Regions from separate parts of the Mus musculus genome. Here region 1 is linked to region 2. The links are chromatin contacts, found by Hi-C or POLR2A ChIA-PET in ENCODE. All regions are on one chromosome and are shown on one strand. Each heading gives the region's core, a stretch centred on a gene start or an enhancer-like site at or near the end of the contact. The rest is flanking DNA. Distances are from core to core; before and after follow the strand shown.

The links. A loop is a pair of places that touch in the nucleus more often than their neighbours do. ChIA-PET counts read pairs that join two places held with the same protein, here RNA polymerase II (POLR2A).
Region 1: POLR2A ChIA-PET joins it to region 2 with 12 read pairs in Patski. The contact joins the enhancer-like site here to the promoter of 2310043O21Rik in region 2. A Hi-C loop is called at or near these places in 2 of 37 maps with a recorded cell type or tissue (gastrocnemius and heart). POLR2A ChIA-PET finds 5 or more read pairs at or near these places in 1 of 5 experiments (Patski).

Annotation. Positions count from the first base shown.
Region 1 is chr15:38,558,257-38,563,283 of GRCm38, forward strand. The region is part of intron 2 of 2310043O21Rik (RIKEN cDNA 2310043O21 gene); the gene reads right to left. Among named protein-coding and RNA genes, the nearest start is that of 2310043O21Rik, 34 kb to the right of the region's middle. Within about 2 kb of position 2,503, at least 2 of the 3 ENCODE cell types and tissues checked have a DNase peak (open chromatin) inside an H3K27ac peak, as active enhancers do; they include gastrocnemius and heart, where a contact is called at or near this core.
Region 2 is chr15:38,592,238-38,597,526 of GRCm38, forward strand. It overlaps 2310043O21Rik (RIKEN cDNA 2310043O21 gene), which reads right to left and starts at 2,697. Exons shown (of 3, transcript NR_045757.1): 1 at 2,571-2,697. All of the region lies in intron 2 of Gm41309 (a long non-coding RNA gene), which reads right to left.

The DNA of each region.
Region 1 (5,027 bases), core at 1,253-3,752, 34 kb before region 2:
CATCTTGTGGAGTTAGTTGCAGGCAGTGGTGAGCCGCCCAGCATGGGTGCTGGGACTCGAACTCAGGTTCTCTAGAAGAGCAGCAAGTGCTTTTAACCGCTGAACCATCTCTCCAGCCTTTCGATTTTAGGCAATATTAAGAGAGACCCAGTGATGTTCTCTAACCCTCTCGCTTCACACATGTACGTATATTGTTGCCTTTGTCAGCATGTGTCAGTCATTACCCAAGGGGTGTGTGGTATAATTAATGAACCTACTTTGACACGTCATAATCACGGGAAGCCTGCAGCTTACATTAAAGCTTACTGTTGGTATTGCGTATTTTGTGGGTTTCCACATCTGTGTAGTGGTGTGCATCAGCTATTATGTTATCCCATAGAGCAGTGGCCCCGCAAAGCCTGTGTTCTTATCTGAAGTCTGGGTAGGTTTGTTTGTTTCTTTTGTTTTTATTTTTAAGAGATTTGTTTACTTTTATTTTAGGTGTATGGGTATTTTTGTACATGTATGTCAGTGCACGCTCACTGCATGCCTGGTACCTTCAAAGGCCACGAGAAGTCATGAGACCCCAGGACTGTAGTTACTGTTGGTTGTGATCCATCCCCACTCAAACCCAGGTCCTCTGAGAGAGCAGCCAGTCCAGCTGAGCCTCCTCTCCAGCTCCTGCTTGGTTGTTGTTGTTCTGTTTCTGATCAGGGTCTCACAATGCAATCCTGAAGCCTAGGCCACTCTGGGGCTCACAGCAATCTTCTCCACCCCACCCCCACCCCGTCTCACTCTTCATGTGGGGCTTGCAAGTGTGACACACCATGCCTAGTGGTATCTGAAGACTTTTCCTTCCCTTTTCTTTTTCGTGTGTGTGTGTGTGTGTGTGTGTGTGTGTGTGTGTGTGTGTGTGGTGTTGTTATTGGTGGTGATGGTTTGACACAAAGCCTTTCTCTATAGCCTAGGATGTGCCACCGTTTGGGGAGATTTAGAGACACCAATGCCCATCCCCCCTCAGACATTCTGATTTAATTGATGTGAGTGGAGTGGGCATAAAGGTCTTTTTTTTTTTTTAAGATTTATTTATTTTATTTATATGTGTACACTGTAGTTGTATTCAAATACACCAGAAGAGGGTATCAGATCTCATTACATGTGGTTGCTGGGAATTAAACTCAGGACCTCTGGAAGAGCAGTCAGTGTTCTTAACCACTGAGCCATCTCTCCAGCCCATAAAGGTTTTTAAAAAACATTTTAATTTACTGGTATTGTTTATCATCATCGTGTGTTTGTGTGTGTCTGTGTATCTGTGTGTGTCTGTGTATCTGTCTCTGTGTGTCTGTGTAGATGGGTAAGTTTGTGGAGGTTAATTTGTGCCTTTTACAGTGGGTTCTGGGGACTGAACTCAGGTTGTCAGGCTTGTACGATAAACACTTTAACCCACTTTGCCATCTCACCAGATCAGGCATCAGGATTTTAAAACTCTTTAAAATAGATCCAGGTGTGATGTTGCCCACCATTAGCCACACCCTGGAAGGCAGGGCAGGGCGATCCCTCTGAGTTAGGGGCCAGCATGATCTACATAGTGAGTGTGTCAGCACATCAATATAGAGAGATCCTGTCTCTAATAATCCTGTGCTGAGTATACAGCCCCATGGTATATACAAGTTCAGGTATACACGTAGTATACACAAGGTCCTGAACTTGAGCCCCAGCAAGCATGCACATGTGCGCACGCGACACACAGACACACTCACAGTTAACCAAGTGACTTCTGTGGGAGGCTACTTTTGAGGACCTCTGGGTTAGATTACTGTTGGCTGTAGAGATGATTATAACAGAATAGGAATAGAAAAGCAGACTCTCTAGGGACTAATTATAAGTTGTAGTTAACTGTGGAAGGGTATGATTGACCACCCAGGAGAGATCAAAGAGGATATAGCCATCAAATCCAAAGCCATAGACCCCAGAAGCTGAGGGAGAAACAGAATGTTCAGGAGGAGTGGTGGCCGTCATAGGAAATGGTAGCAGGCAGCCTGAGGTAGGGAGCAGGGAGCAGGGAGCAGGGAGCAGGGAGCAGGGAGCAGGGAGCAGGGAGCAGGGAGCAGGGAGCAGGGAGCAGGGAGCAGGGAGCAGGGAGCAGGGAGCAGGGAGCAGGGAGCAGGGAGCAGGCCCAGGTTTGATCATTGTGGATGACAAGGAGGCTGTCTGGCTTTGGAGATAGAACCCAGGTTCCAGAGGAGCTCCCTGGAGAAGAAAGCGAGGAAGCCAGAGCAGCCTAGAAGGAAGCTTGAGGTAAAAGCAAAGAATGCAGGACCTGAGGGGAGGAAGGGTGGAGGACGGAGGCTTGTTTTAGGCTGGAGTGGCATTATTGTAGTCTGAAGGGAAGGAAGGAGCCAGGCCAGAGGAAACCATCAAAAACACAGTGGAGGGAGGAGACCTTTGGCGGAGGGAGCCGGAGCTCTGGGACTGCCTGGCTGGGGCTTGCGAATCCTGGGTAAAAAAAACCTCTTCTGGATAGGATTAGGTATTCATTGCTTCCTTCTGTGAAGCAAGAACGAATGATACTCGTTTTCTGCCTGAGAAGGCACTCTGGGGTCATTGCTGAGATTGCACGGCAGCTTCCTGGAACTTTGCCTGCTTCTTTCCAAGTGAGACCATGTTGCCTTTCTGAGGCTCAGACAGGCGAGAAGCAGAGAGATGATGTATCTAAGGGCACCCTAATCCCACTCCCAGCCCAACTGTCACGAGAGAAAAACCTGGAATCTTGCTCTACCAGTCGGTGGCTGAGCACAATTTAAGAGTCTAGCTGCAGTTATAAACCCTATGGCTTCTTGTAAAGCGCCCCAGTCAGTTATTTATTTATTTTACATTTTTTCCTTTTAGACATGGTCTCATTTTGTAGTCCTGGCTGGCCTGGAGCTCACTATGTAGAGCATGCTGGTTTTGAGTTCACGGCCATCCACCTGAGTCTGCTTTCTGAGTACTGGGATTAGAGGGATGTGCTACCCCACCCATTATCGGTTTTCAATTTTAAGACCTGTTCTCCTGTAGCCGAGGCTGGTCTTGAACTCCTGCTAGAGTCCTATGTGCTTGCCTCCACCCAGAATCCCACCTGTCACTCTGCCCAGGGCTTTCTGTTTGTTTGTTTAATTTATTACATATATTAATAATATATAGCAGTGGGTTTCCTTATGACATTTTCATACATGTATATTATGTATTTTGCTTATGTTCACCACCACTACCCTCTCTTGTTCCACTCCAACTTCCACTGACTCCAGATCTACTTCCTCCTTCCAACAGGTCATCCTTCTACTTTCGTATGTCTGTGTATGTGTGTGTGTGTGTGTGTGTGTACACCTGCGTGAGAGAGAGAGTGTGTGTGTGTATTTGAGTATGTGTGCATGTGAGTATGTGTCTGAGTGTGTGTGTAAAAGTAGGCGTGTGTCTAAGAGTAGTTGTGTATGTGAGTGTGTGTATGAGTGTGAGTGTATAAAAGAGTGTGCCTACCAAGGTTATTTATAGAATATAGATGAAGGGCTATTTACAGAAGTGTGGGCAACTTACCCATAGCTATACCATGGAAGAAAAATCCTTTCTCCAAACAAATACCTATACTATCTACCTATAAATTCTCAGAGAAGGACTTCATCTCTGGTCCTTCTGAAAGAGTAGGACCCAAGCGCTCTCCCTTCCTCCCTCTCCCTTCCCCTTCCTGCCCTGCTTAGACAGAGTCTCACTATGTAGCTCTGGCTGTCCAGAAACTCATTCTGTAGATCAAGCTGATTTCGAACTCACAGAGTTCCACCTGTCTCTGGGTCCTGGGATTGAATGTGTGTGCCACCCACCTGGCCCTTCCTCTGCTCTTTCATTTGTTTTAATCCCCCTTCTCTAGGTTGTCCCTGAGCCTTGAAAGGAGAATATGGATGTCCCAGTTAGAGCTGAGAGACAGGATGTTTGTATGTGGCCCAGGCTTGCTTGAAATGGGGAGTCACTGCCTCGGCCTCCCACGTCCTGGGATTCTAACGGTGTGCTATTACACCTGGTTTTGTCTCCACAATGAAGTCTCCCGGTTCTGACCTCTGACCAACACCAGAGCTCTGCAGTAAGACTGGTAGTTGGTGGCATCTGGATATCTTGCTAGGTACTCAAAGTTTTGTCTGAATAAAATTTGCCAATCTGGGGTTGGAAAATTAACACCCTGGAATGGGTCTCCAGAAGATTCTGAGCCTGCACTAAAGTTGGATCAGCATTGTTCTGATCCAGGTCAGCATGGTCTCTGCAAGCCGCTACAACAACCCCCAGCTGCTCCCCTTATTCATTCTCTCACCACACTGTCATCTGTTCTCTCCTAGTAGCTAGAGTTATCCAGAGAGCTGGGGATATAGTTCAGTTGGTAGAACACTTGCTTGAGGTCCTGTATTCAATCCTTAGCTATCCACAAACCTTGCAACATAGTGAATTCCAGACCAGCCTGGGCTGCTGATGTGAGGGTGGTCCCCATCTCAAAATGCAAAAAGCAAACAAAGCCAAAGTTATTTTTCACCATCCAAGTTGGCAAAGACTGACAGCCGCTGCTATTGTTGGTACACACAGGAATGCTGGTGGGAGGGAAAGCATGTTGGCAGCAAAGTCGCAACGGAGCATACGGCTAGCTCAGCCAGGTTCTCTAGGAAATTGTGTTACACTGGACCTGGGGCATATGAGGAACGGTATCTGTGCTGCACTAGGAGACAGCTTAAAAGACCCAGAGCCTGACCTGGTTAAATAGGTTCATGGCTAGCAGACCCACAGGGTGAAAGCATTTGTTAATGATTTAGGACTCTTCCCTTCCAGGTTCCTAGGAGAAAAGGGGAGCTACAGGGCTGTCAGAACAGGACAGAACTGGCCAAGAGAACGGAGAAAGGCTTCTCTGTACTTAGATTTGTTTCCTGTGTTTTCAGCAATTTTTAATTATGTGCTTTGGGAACTTTTTTTTTTTTTTTTTTAAGAACATGCACACTCGTGTGTGTGTGTGTGTGTGTGTGTGTGTGTGTGTGTGT
Region 2 (5,289 bases), core at 1,447-3,946:
ACACCATAGCATCAAATTTGAGGAGGGAATGTCACAGAATCTTAACTGAGAGCTGGTTGAAGTCCAAGTGGCCCAGAGTTTCACCTGGTGTTCAGTGTGGGTGAAAAATACACAAATACTTAGGTTGTTTCTACATTTCTCAATCACTTTCTATATGCCACATACTACAGGAGGGTATTCACTCAAACCTTTGGAAAACACACTGATTGCCAGTTGTGTGGCAGGTACCATGCAAATTAAATGTAAAAGCTTGAGCAGTGAACAAGAAGATGGGATATTTACCATGGAGGAGACTTCTCTGGCATAGGATCTTATTATGTAGTCCAGACTGGCCTCAAATTCACAGCCTCAGTCTCCTGAATACTAGGGTGTGTGCGTGTGTGTTTGTGTGTATGACGTATATGCATGGTCTTGATACAGTTAGTTCAGACTAACTGTGAACTCGGGTCCCTCCTGCCTCAGTCTACCAAGTACTGAGATTATGGACCCTATCAGGCTTAGTTTCCGAATATACTTTGAGTGCTTCACAGGAACGAGAAACAGTGGTGAATTTTGGTCACCAGGGCTAACGTGAGTTTTATCTGTTAGAATTATTGATTGTAAAACTGAGCATTGACCTGCATGCCTGGAATCCCAGCACATGAGAGCAGAGGTAGGGGCATGCAAAGTTCAAGGTCATCTCTGTCTACATAGCAAGTTCTAGATCTTGTTCAAAAAATGCAAAGTACATCGAAAATGCATCAACTCATGGATCCCCTCAGACACAGGCAAACTAACACATTGGTCATCCCATTGCAAGGAAGAGAACCATTTAGTCGGGTTGTATAGGAAGCAGCTCTGAGATGGAGGTTAGCTTGCAGTAGGTGTTTAAGTGCCCCTAGGGGCTGGAGTGATTGCTCCGTGACTAAGGACACTGGCTGCTCTTCCACAGGACCCAGGTATGATTCCCAGCACCCACATGGTGGCTCACAACCATCTGTAACTCCAGTTCTAGGAGATCCAACACTCCTTCCTGGCTTCCAGGGGCACTGCGTGCATGTGTTACAGACATATGTGGAAACAAAACATCCATGTAAAATAAAATTAAAATAAAAAATAAAAAGAAGTGCTCTTGAGATTGCCGCAATTAAAGATGAGAAAAGTAAGCTAGGCTTGGTGGTGCCCACCTTCCCTCCCACACTCGAGGGCAGAGTTCTACCTGTTGGAGGATATCCTCATCTACACACGGAGTTTCAGTCCAGACAGAGGGACATAGTGAGACTTTATCTCAAAAGAAGAATGGGGAAGAGGACAACAGGAAGAAAAAGAAATTGATTGGGGTGGTGCACGCCAATCATCCCAAGGACCAGATGCTCTGAGGGAAAAAAGGCACAGGCTTAACACCGGCCTGGACTACACAGTGGGTTCCAGTCCTGCCTTGGCTACATAATGAGAGTTCATCTCAAAACCCAAACCAAACAAAGAAACAGAGAAAGAGAGAGGGATGAAGAGGGGAGAGAGGAGAGGTGGAGTGGGCGTTACAGGGGAGGAGCTACCATGTGATGGACGTCCTGGCATGAGTCTCAGCTGAACCGTGGAAGGCTCTTGGGCTGGCAGTAACCGAGTTGCCTTGAGTTTGGTGTTCCCAGACTTAGCAAATAAAAGCAGTCAGACCTGAACTTTTTTTTGTTTGTTTGTTTTGTTTTTGGAGACAAGGTTTCTCTGTGTAGCCCTGGCTGTCCTGGAACTCACTCTGTAGACCAGGCTGGCCTCAAACTCAGAAATCTGCCTGCCTCTGCCTCCCAAGTGATAGGATTAAAGGCGTGCACCACCATACCCGACAGACTTGAACTTTATATATAAACAGTGATGTATATATTTTTTAGCAAGTGCCCCTTGCTTTACAGCAACTTATATATTAACGTTTATCTGAAACGCAAATGAACTAAGCACCACGGGAGAAGTCTTGCAACAGCATGTGGGGGCCATGTTGGCCAGTGTCCGAATTCAGACTTCTGCAGTAGCTGGGCTTGACCTTGGAGGAACACATTCCTTTCCACAGAGGTAATTCTCATGCGGTCTGACAGCCTGCCAGCAGCCCACTCAGCCACTGAAGAAACAACTCCCTTGGGTCTTGATGGGGAACAAGGAGCATCTGTCGGGGTATCTGCTATAGAAGCTGACTCCTGATAACGTGCTTGCTGCTGTGTGCTTGAAGACTGGTTGCACAGCGCAGAATCGATGAGTGGGTCATAGCATCGGCGCCAAACCCACCATGAGAGCCGAGAAGCACGGGAAACATGCCATGATTACTGTGCAGTGGCAATCTGGTTGAGCTGCTGCTGTGGATACCGAGACCAGTTCACTGGCCAGTACACTCTCAACATACAATCACCATATTGAGTTACCTTGATTTGTTTGTTTGTTTGTTTGTTTGTTTTTCAGAGCTGAGGCCCAATCCCAGGGCCTCGCGATTGCTAAGCAAGCACTCTGAGCTAAATCCCCAACCCCAAGCACCCCCATATAGAGTACCGTACCTCCACTGTTACCAAGTCCTGGCATGGTCACTGTTTGGGTCACTGTGCACCTACCTTCTAGCTCTGCGGTGGCAAGAGATGTCTTGCTTCTTGCCTAGTTTCTCACACATTATTTTCCCCTGAAAGAATTAAAAGTCTACCTCAGGGCCTGGCCCTGACATCAGGAGCTGGTGATGCCTCTGAGAATATGTCTGAGTCATATTCCAGAATATGACCAACTCCAAGAATATGTCTGAGTCATATTCCATCTTTGACCAACTCCAAGATATGTAATGAAGAAGCTGAGCTGATGCTGTGGCTCAGTTGGTAGACTGATTGCCAAGCCTGAGTAAAACCCTGGGTTTGATTCTCCAGCACCACATTTAAAAAGCAGCCATGATGGCACATGTCTAAAATTCTAACAGGAGACAGGAGGGGATTCAAGGTCTTCCTCTGCATAAAACCATGAAAAGGTCTAGGCTATCCTGGGCTACATAAGATTTGTGTCAAAAAAGAAAAGAGAGAGAGAGAGAGAGAGAGAGAGAGAGAGAGAGAGAGAGAGGAAAGGAAAGAAAAGGAAAGGAAAGGAAAGGAAAGAAAGAGGAAAGGGAAGGGAAGGGAAGGGAAGGGAAGGGAAGGGAAGGGAAGGGAAGGGAAGGGAAGGGAAGGGGAAGGGAAGGGAAGGGAGAAGGAAACGTGCACAGAAGTCCCTAGTGAGGTCCGTGCAGCTATAACCCAGCACTTGGAAGGTGGAGGCCAGAAGAAGATCAAGGTCTTTATAGCTGACTTTGAAGCCAGCTTGGGCCACATAAGATCCTGTCTTGGAAAAGCAAAATGTTACTGTATCCTTTTAATGATTGATACTATTGCTTCTTTGGGTTTTGATTTTGTTTTGAAATAAAATCTCCTATGGTGCCCAGGCTGGATGTAGTTAGTTTTTCTGCCTCAGCTTCCCTAAGGACTGGGATTACAGCTCCACATCTGTAGCCAGAGATTTTCCTAGTCTGGGATCATAAATATCTGTTACATTTGTCTCCTAAAGGCATTTTGATTTTTAATCTTAGATTTACGATTTCTCCTCACTTCTGGGGGTCAAACTCAGGACCTGCACATGCTAGACAAACAACCCCCTTAGAGCAGGACTAGATTATTTCCACTTGCTGGGTTTTGAGACACAGCCTTTCTATGAGTCCAGGCTGCCCTTGAACTTGCCACCCCCCACCCCTGTGTCAGACACTTTAGAGCTAGGATTACAGGTCTGAGTCATGACACCCAGCGTGGATTAGAGTCTCCTGATGAGGCCGTCTCCTCCCTGAATTAATAAACAGAGATGCTTGGTCGACTGCCTTAAAATAGACTATATCTCAGGCATTACTAAAGAACAGTTCTTTAATTGGATCCCAGTCGGCCTGTGGGTTGTAAAACTAATCTCAACATGTTATTTATTAATTCTTTAGCAGTGAGACCTGGCATTGAAGCCTGCATGCTGCTGTTTTGCGAAGCTTTTCTTGTTCCCTTTATCTGAGAGCATATACTGGGCTGAAATACAAAGCCATATTTTTTTATTTTTTTTTTTTTACTGTAGAAGATCCATCCTCAGGGCTGGTGAGATGATTCAGCGGTTCAGAGCGCTGTCTGCTCTTCCAAAGGTCCTGAGTTCAAATCCCAGCAACCACATGGTGGCTCACAACCATCCATAATGAAATCTGAAGACAGCTACAGTGTACTTTCAAATAATAAATAAATAAATAAATAAATATTTTTTAAAAAATAAGATCCATCCTCTAGAACTGTAAAATTTTCCAAAGAAAGAATGAAATATAGATGTACTATGTAAATGTGTACTATAAATGAGTAAATGTCTTATCACAGCACAGCATGCCTACGCTGCAGAAGTGCATGGTTCCAAGAGGCAGAGGATCAGGGAATGCAAGACTCAAAATCCTAGCTAGCTCTGCCCTCCTCAGCTGAGTGGCAGAGTTGGACAAGATTGTTGTTATTGTGTGTGGGAGTTCAGGGGTTAGGGGTGGTGTCTTGCTCATTGCCATTACCCAGGCTCATCTCAAACTCATGAAGTCCCGTGACACTATATCCTCTGTGTATGGCTGCTGCTGCTTCTTCTTCTTCTTCTTCTTCTTCTTCTTCTTCTTCTTCTTCTTCTTCTTCTTCTTCTTCTTCTTCTGGGGGGTGGGTTTCCGAGACAGGGTTTTTCACTATGTAACCCCTGTTGTCCTGGAACTCTCTTTGTAACCCAGGCTGGCCTAGAAATCAAAGAGATCCACTTGCCTCTGCCTCAACACTGCTGGTATTAAAGGTATGTGCCCCGATGCTGAGTCTGTGTATGGCTCTTAGCCATTATGCCACACTATCTCTTCCGTGGAGCCTCTGCATGTCTGCTCCCTTGTCTGAAGATGGAGATTTCCATTTACTTCCTCCATGGCCGGTTCTTCATCCTCAATGTGTGCTGAGACACACTCTCATTGCACCTACTGAGCTAGATTTGTGTTATTGGGTTTTGTTTGTTTTGTTCTGCTAGGGACAGGACTTCACACAGCTTCAACAAGTTTTTGAAAATAGTTTTAATTCTTAAATTTTCCTCTCTGATCTCTTGGGTGACCCACTGCTCATTTAAAAGTATATTACTTTGGCTGACTGTGGTGGCACACACCTTTGACCTAGCACTGGGGAGGTAGAGGCAGGCAGAGCTCTGAGTTGGAGGCCAGCCTGGTTTACATAGCCAGCTCCAGACCATCTGGAAATAAGAAGGGAGATAGTCTCAAAAAACAAAAACAAG